3 separate regions of the Homo sapiens genome follow, and all the other regions are linked to region 3. Evidence: chromatin contacts called from ENCODE Hi-C data. All regions are on one chromosome and are shown on one strand. Each heading gives the region's core, a stretch centred on a gene start or an enhancer-like site at or near the end of the contact. The rest is flanking DNA. Distances are from core to core; before and after follow the strand shown.

Evidence for each region. A loop is a pair of places that touch in the nucleus more often than their neighbours do. Pooled maps may share reads with other maps.
Region 1: a map of chondrocyte shows a loop between it and region 3 (2.7-fold over the local background). The contact joins the enhancer-like site here to the promoter of ZNF18 in region 3. A Hi-C loop is called at or near these places in 1 of 168 maps with a recorded cell type or tissue (chondrocyte).
Region 2: a pooled map shows a loop between it and region 3 (6-fold over the local background). The contact joins the enhancer-like site here to the promoter of ZNF18 in region 3. A Hi-C loop is called at or near these places in 3 of 37 single-sample maps with no recorded cell type and 4 of 50 pooled maps.

Annotation. Positions count from the first base shown.
Region 1 is chr17:11,329,761-11,332,516 of GRCh38, reverse strand. The region is part of intron 2 of SHISA6 (shisa family member 6); the gene reads right to left. Among named protein-coding and RNA genes, the nearest start is that of SHISA6, 90 kb to the right of the region's middle. Within about 2 kb of position 1,401, at least 3 of the 41 ENCODE cell types and tissues checked have a DNase peak (open chromatin) inside an H3K27ac peak, as active enhancers do.
Region 2 is chr17:12,814,478-12,817,266 of GRCh38, reverse strand. The region is part of intron 1 of ARHGAP44 (Rho GTPase activating protein 44); the gene reads right to left. Among named protein-coding and RNA genes, the nearest start is that of ARHGAP44-AS1, 26 kb to the right of the region's middle. RefSeq lists an enhancer at 1,369-1,458. Within about 2 kb of position 1,251, at least 2 of the 41 ENCODE cell types and tissues checked have a DNase peak (open chromatin) inside an H3K27ac peak, as active enhancers do.
Region 3 is chr17:11,996,031-11,998,812 of GRCh38, reverse strand. ZNF18 (zinc finger protein 18) reads left to right here and starts at 1,338. Exons shown (of 7, transcript NM_001303281.2): 1 at 1,338-1,382. RefSeq lists enhancers at 770-849, 920-1,159, 274-1,257 and a silencer at 1,190-1,639.

The DNA of each region.
Region 1 (2,756 bases), core at 152-2,651, 670 kb after region 3:
TTTATTTTACGACTGACAAAGAACAAAGGAGCGTTTTCAAAAGTTTTGGGAGCCCATGGATTCAGGCCAACTCTGATTACAGTGCATGTTTATTCTTAAGTGTCCAGATGAAGAATTCATAATTTTACCCATAAGGACGGACAGAAAGCAAGTTGTCCCCAGTCTATGGTACGCAGGGTAGCAGAGAGCTGCTATAAAACCAGAAAAAGCCCACGGATGACTCACCCAGCTGAGGAAGGTAAACACATTATTGTCTTTCCATTTTTTTTTTTTCCCCAACGCTGGCGCTTCTGTCTCTTTGCGCCAATGAGACGGGTAACATTTTAATTAGGACGCTCACTTGTCTTCACTTTTCAAGAGAGGTGGGGGAGGATGGTGGTGCTTGGATAATTGAATCCATAACTCCTGTGGTTATAAGTGTGCACAACTAATCAAGGAGAGTGTGTGTGCTTTAGAGAGAGAGGGGGAGTCCGAGGGGGAGGGAGGGAGGGAGACAGAGTAAGATGGATGAGAACTGAAGGATACAGAGAAGAGAGGAAGTGATTCCGCTCCACCGGCAGTGTGAGCATCTGTGAATGGAAGGTACACAGAGCCACAGAGTGAGGAGAGCAGCCACTGAAGGCTCCTGTTTGTGTGCAGAGCTGGGAGGGTCAGAGGGAGGAGACCCAGAGGTGACAGCAAGACTAGAGGTTTGTGTATGAAAGAAGCAGCTGGAAAGAGAGGGAGATGCAAAGGAGGAAGTGACCAAGGGGGCTGTGTGTGTGTGTGTGTGTTTGAGAGAGCCCTGTCCATGTGAGCTGTGGATCAGAGAAAAAGATAGACAAGAAGAGAAGAAATAGGGAAAGCTCGTATGTGAGAGAGAGAGCAAAGGGAGTGTGGAGTTTCATTGTGAGTGCATGCATGGGGTGCTCCAAACCATGCATTTGGTTTAATGCATGCCATCTCGTCTATTTTAGCTGTGCATTGTTTTTATTTTTTTCATTCAAAAAGTCATTAAAAATAAGAATAGAAAACTGAAGGGAGGGAGAAATCACCCACAGACATACCTCTCAAAAACAAAGCAGGCTTTGCATTTTTTTCTCTAGACATAGCTGTAAATCCTATTTAATTGGACTTCAGAATTCAGTGGTGAAATTTACCTGTGAGAACTTACATTAAGCATTTAGCAAACGTTCCCACTGAGAGGAAGCAGGTGAGAAATGCTGTTTGTTGTCTCTTTTGGCCTGTACTTCTCTGAAGAAGAAGCTTTTCCAAAGGAATGTCTTATGTTCAGTTACAGAGTCAAGCCAATAAAGAAGGGTAATGCATTTTGAAATCCCTCCCTTTTAAGCTTCTTCTGGATGCCACTGGGACAGGAAAGCCACGCCTCCACATCCCGTGGAGAGGCCGATCACCCTGGGAGAGTTACTGCGCAGATGTTTCTCCTGCAGGCTCCCAGATGGGGGAATCTGACTCTCACCTCAAGGAATGCAGCCAGTTCTTATAAGCAAAACATCCACTCGCATTTCTAACTTCAGTTATCTTTGGCTGGCTAGAACTTCAAATCTGCTAGTTTCCAAGACTGTATATATCCAAGAATGACTTCATGTTGTCACTATACGTGAGATACTTTGTCTTGGCAAGAGGTTCCTGGCTCACGAGCACTCAGAAAAGTCAGGCGCTTCCCCACTGTCTCTGGTCCTTGATACCAGACCAAAGACGAAGGCCAACCTAATTTTATTCATCTGACTATACAATAATTTTTAAATTACCTTAAACATCTAGATACTTACATTTTTTTCTTTGCTCGTGTATGCTGTTCATTTGGCAAGGTGCTTCACGCATGGATCTTTTTACTTACGTTTTTTCTGTAATGAATAGCACCCTTTTAACTTGGACCCCAGGGAAGCTCAGGGAAGGTGATTTGTCTGCATCTTTGATTAGGACACCTCAAAAATTGTAGATTTTCTTTAGAAACAGGTTTAATTTTAGTCTTTTCCCTGTCTTTCCTATCTATAATCTTCTCTCTCTCTCTCTCTCTCTCTCTCCCTAGCATTACTCTCAGAATTTTAGAAAATAGTCTCAATTTGCCAACCTTATTGCTGACTAGCCTTTGCTTGATGTCAGTTCTACCCTTTCCTTGGCCTGCTATCACCTAGCACAGATGGAACAGATGTGAGCTTTTCATCTACCTGGAAGCCCTAACATTGGTAAATCACATCAGCCTCTTTCCACAAGAATGCTGTTCAGTCCAGGTGGTTCAGATGGATTGTCTCCCCCTCCTCCAGGTCCCTGGTGGCAACCACGTGACCATGGTCTGGTTAATCAGAGTACTCCATCCCACTGAAACCGGTTCAGATACGAGCCAATCCAAGACAGGTCAACCAGAACCCAGGAACATTTGCTAGAAATATAAGGAAAGGCTTTGCTTCCCTCTGGGATACTAAGCTGTAAGGATGATGCAAGTTGGGACTTGCTGGCGGCCATATTCTACTCATATGGAAAGCCTTATTCTACTCACATGGAAAGCCATATTCTGTTCATATGGCCGTATTCTACTCATATGAAAAGCCTTCCCAAGAATGAAATTAAGGCAAATAGAGAGACAGGAGGGAGAGGGAGGGAGGGAGGGAGAGAGAAAGAGAGAAAAGCATCACTGGAGCACCTTGATCCAGGTGCGCTTGAACACATTACACACAATGAGTCAATGCTTCCCTCTTTCACATAACCTATATTAAGTCGATTTTCTTTACCCTACAATGGCTAAAAATTCAGAC
Region 2 (2,789 bases), core at 2-2,501, 820 kb before region 3:
CAATCATTAGATGCACCCCACAAATTTTGATATGTTGTGTTTTCATTTTCATTCAGTTCTAAATACTTTTTAATTTCCCATGAAATTTCCTCTTTTCACCTATGGATTATTTACTTAACTATATTACCAGACATTTGGGGTTTCCTAGTTATCTTTCTGTTACAGATTTCTAGTTGAACTCCATTATGGTCAGAGAACATACTCTGTATGGTTTCACATTTTAAAATCAGTTAAAAATTTACTTTATGGATGAGGATATAGTCAACCTTGGTGAATGTTTCACGAGCACTAGAAAAGAATATGTATCCTCTGTATATCTTATTGTTGAGTGAAGTATTCTATAAATGCCAATTAGATCCAGTTGGTTTACAGTGTTGTTCAGTTCTTCTATGTCCTTGCTAATTTTCTGTGAACTAATTCTATCAATAACTAAGACAGGAGTGTCAAAGTCCTCACCTATAACTGTGGATTTGTCTACTTGTCCTTTTGGTTCTATCACTTTTTTCTTCATGTATTTTGAGCCTCTATTCTCAGATGCATACACACGTAGAATTATTTTGTCTTTCTGGTAAACTGACTCTTTTATCAGTATGTAATGTCTTCCTTTATCTCTGTAATTTTCCTTGAAGTCCACTGTATCTGATATATTAATAAATACACCCCACCTTTCTTTTGAATTGAGCAAGCTTGCTAAACTCTTAATAATTCTAATTATTCATTTGCAGTAATTTTTTAGTTTACATAAACAATCATATCTGAAAATAATGACAGCTTAAAGCTCCTTTCCAATTTTCATCCTTTTTATCATATTTAAGATTTATGACTTTCCCTACCCTAATATAATTCCTCATCATATTCCACTCAAATTAATTTAAGTGTCCACTGATTTTGTCCTAAAAGCTTGTGTGGCAGTTTTAGCAGGGGTGTGTATGGTTAGTTTTATACCTTCTCAACTGGAGAAGGTCACCTTCTTTGCTCAAGTTTATAGCTTCAAGATGAATAAAAGAAGAGTGCTGAGGAGCAGAGAAAACCATTTCTCACCACCCAAATATGCCTAAAAACCAAGAGGCTCAAACAGATCTGCCTTCTACTTGACATTTTCTTTGTTGGCTTCCTTCATGGCAGGCTCCCCTTTTTCAATCCACCCTGCATACTGCAACTAAGGTACTGTTCCAAATCAACCATGCCTATAATCTCACTTCCCCTTTCAACTGCGTTCAGTAACTCCCACTGCCTCACAGACCATATCTCAACTACTGTGCTCAGCTTCCACAGCCCCACTAAAAGCCCAGTCTCCCCAGCATTTGACCTTCCACCAACCTCCACAATACCCACTTCCTTCTAAATAGTTCCATCTGTCCAGTGACTGTGAAACACAACATCTATTCCCAACTCTCTGTACTTGGTTCTCTTCCTACAGACTGCCTGCTCATCTCCTTATTTAACTCTGAACTATTCTTAACGGCTCACTTTCAAGTTCCACCTCCCCCATGAAGCTTCTCAAGCAATAAAAGGAGAGGAAAGAGAGTTTTCAATTCTTGTCATGTTGTTGGTATCTGACCTATGTACATACCACCCAACGGCCAATTTGGGACCTGGGCAGTTCCTGGATTCCACTAGGTTCTAGTCTGCCACTTACTTGCTTTGATTTGGAGCCAATTTCTTATCTTCTCCTGACTGGTATACTCTCCTGTAAAATGGAGTCATGGGGGCTCTAATTTCATAATAGTTTAAAAATCTATCATTTTCCTCAGGGATCATAACATTCTCCCACTCAAAATCCTTTCTGATCTTTTAGTCTTTACCTCTTTGTTATGTGCTATATTCTATTATTCACGCTTCCAGCCTTTTCTACCCCACCAAGGCTATTTCTGTATTTCTCCTAGTATTGAACACAATACACTTTTATTGGCTATGTGGGGAAACTGCTTATTTCCCTCACAGAATAAGTGCGAGGCGGAATGTTTGCAAGGAAATACAGTAGACAGCCGTGTATGAGATTGTACATTCTAAATGCCTACAGGATAACCTTTAGGGGAACCCTGCTTCTCCTCCCTCTTCTATTTTGTTCTACAAAATCCCAGGAGACTCTGGAGAATCAGGAAAGCCAGGACAAGAATCTTTTAAAAAAAAAAAATCAAAAGAACAACCTGCAGCAGAGTCCTTTTGTCCTCACTTCTCTAAAGCCAGGAGAGAGGAGAAGTAAAAGCAGGTGGTGGGGGAGGTTCAAGGAAAATCAAACCAGGGTTTCTAATGCCCTGGGTAGGGGTGGGAGAAGGTGAGGAGAGTCGGGAAGAAAACTGAACAGTTTCCTCACAACAATCTGACCCTATCAGTCAACCATGATTCAGCAATATTTACCACTTTAAGATGTGTGAAAAGTAAAGGAGGGTTTTTGCTTTTTTGGGGGTTTTTTGGGGTTTTTTTCAGAAAGATAAATCAAAAGTAAAAATAAGGAGGGAGCAGGAGATAAGAAGGAAGAGAGGAAAACAAGAGGAGTACACCCAGTGGAGGAGTGTGCCAGGTAGACGTGAAAAATTAAAACCACTAACAGCATTTGCTATATGTAATATGAGGGTGCAATATAGGTATGCTTGCATATATGCATATAAACATATATTCCCATCAATATATGAACTTGCTTGTCTTTCACGGTGGCCTCTATTCAAGTAAAGAATTAATCTATATCTGCTCCGGGTACAGAAAAGTTACACAAACAAGCTTGGGGCCAGATGCGGTGGCTCACCCATGTAATCCCAGCACTTCGGGAGGCCGAGGCGGGCAGATCA
Region 3 (2,782 bases), core at 89-2,588:
TTCCACCTATGTCAGGCTGAAACAGTAGTTTCACACATAGGATCTTGTTCAGACCCTGGGACTTAAGAGAACATGTCGAATCCCTTTTCCGCTGGTCACTTTTCAGGTACATGAAGATGTAATCCCATCCCCGCATCAAGCTTTATTTCTCCAGAGGAGGATCTTTAATTCTTGTAAACATGGGACAGGTACAGGACATGTTATGATAATGACAGGTACAGGACATGTTATGATAATGACAGGTACAGGACATGTTATGATAATGACAGGTACAGGACATGTTATGATAATGACAGGTACAGGACATGTTATGATAATGACAGGTACAGGACATGTTATGATAATGACAGCTCTTCTTTAAATTTTTATTTTTTATTTATTTTATTTCCATAGGTTATTGGGGAACATGGCAGCTTTTTTTGAATACCCTCCTCTTTGCCAGTTGCCCAAGGTGGAACACCCAAACTTTGACATGATACTTCCATTAATGCAACTTAGTATCACAAGTTGATGTCGTGGCCCAGCACAGGATGGCCTGGAAACCGGCAACACTGGACGCTGGGGAAAGGGTAAGAAGGTCTTGACCATTACAAATGGTGTGGAACTGAGCCGAGGGAGGGATAGTGAGAAGGGAGAGAGGGTGAGGTGTCTGAGAGACAATGAGGTCAAATCAGAGGATTCAGCCATTGTTGGCGTGTGGGAAAGGGAAGGAGAAGGGAAGAGTCAGGGATGACATTTGTTGAGAGAGAGAGAGAGAAGAGAGAGAGACGCAGGTGGAAAGAGGATGGCACCACATTGGACTAGCCCCAACGGAATGGGGAGAAGTGGGAGAGGACCCAGGGGATGCAGAGCTGATGAGAGTGGGAGAACCAAGACAGAGGAAGAAGGTTGGGGCAAATCAAGTGTCTCAGGGAGGCCCAGTGAGGCAAGAACGGAAAGGAGAAAGGCGGCGGTTAAGAATCAGGGATAATGGCAGAGCGTTGCAGCTCTGCGGGTGGGACTGGGCGGAAGGGTTTGGGAGAGACAAAGAAATGATCTTTGAAGGCCTCGCAGTGCTTGGCCGAGTGCCTGGCACAGAATAGGTGCGCAATAAATGACGGGTGAGAAGTGAAGGAACTCAGGAACAGTGATTAGTGAGTGAGTGACGGAAGGAACGGAGGATGGCGTTGGCTCGGGAACCTCGCTGCCATGTCGGTGGAGGCTCCTGGGCTGCAACGCCAGAGAGAGGCGGGGCGTCCCCGACGGCCAATAGGAGCTTCGGTATCAGCTCCGCCCCCGCCCCCTAGCTCCGCCCGGTGCCGCACGTCGTTCGCCTGCCGCCTGAGGCGCGCGCAGCCACCCAGCTCCCGGAAGTGCGCCCGGAGCCGGCGCCGCGGGCCGAGGTGAGCGCGCTTGCGGGGCGGTCCCGGCCTCCGGCCGCTCGGGGTCAGGCCTTGCGCTATCTGCGTCCGCACCTGACTCAGCTGGGCACCCCGGAGCTACGGAGGGGCCAGCGGGCTCCCTTGCCCATGCGTCTGGGAGCGCGCGGGGGACGTGGCGAGTGCGGGGCCGGGGCAGCCATGGCTGGGAGTGGACCGTGGGTGCGGGGGGATGTGTGAACCCCGTCCCGGCTCTGCATTCCTGCGCCTCTGCGCCCCGCGGGACCGGCCGGGTCTCTGCACTGGGACCGAAAACGGGCTCCTCCCCGCTGTCTTCCCCTAAGGGCTGAAAATGAGTCTCTGGAAGAGGAAACCCGATGGGATGATGCCTGGAGTCTCTCCCTCTCTCATCAGAGTGCAGTCGGCATTTGGGGGGCGCATGGTGGAGAATACATATCCAATGAGCAGCGCTGCCCTGGCCTCGAGCACTAAATGCCAGTTCCCCTAGCTGCTTGTGACAACCAGAAAACGCCCCAACAAATCACCAGACGTTGGCAGTTCTCCCCAAAGCAAAGGCTTTAGAGCTTCCTGGGTTAATCTGGCTGCCACTTGTGAGCCTCGGAGGTTCCTGATCTGTACACCAGGGTAATTGTGGGAATTGGAAATACATGAACCGAGCTTAATAATGAGCCGATACGTAGTAGGTGCTTAACAAATGGTTACTTATATATGTAACCATGTATGTAACCACTTGTGTATATTACACCTAGAATGCACTTTTAAAAATTCATTCTATTTGTTAAAGGTTTAATAACAGGTATAACAGACAACCTTATTTTTTTTTCATAACTAATGGGGGCAGTTCCTCATGAGGTTATCGGAATATAAACTCTATTAAATTTTTAATACTATATAAAGTAATTTAATTTTGAATAATCGAGACATTTTTCTTACACACTACCTGGGAGTATAATATTACTAACAAAAGATTTAAGTATTTTATAAAATCTGTAGTTTTTCCAAAATGTCATTTCTCTTAAATATTATCTAAACTGCTATCTTAATTTAGGAAACAGATAAATTGCAGTAAGTTTACAGGTCGGTATCTTGCTATCTAAAATCTTGCCGCTTGTTATTTGAAACTCTTGAGCCAAATAGGTTGGATTTACAAAGCAAGGTATTTTTAAAAATATATTTATTCGTTTTTTAAGATGTTATTTGAAACTGTAGGTTTACCTCTGAGCTAAAGCTGCTTTTCAGGTGGTTTGATAATGCTGTCATTGTCACTCAGTATGAAAACATATTTTAATTTCCTTTGTGATTTTTTTCTTTGACTATGGGTTAAGAGCATTATTTAGTAATTTCCATAAATTGGGATTTTCTAGTTATTGTTATTGATTTCTACTTTAATTGCACTATGATCA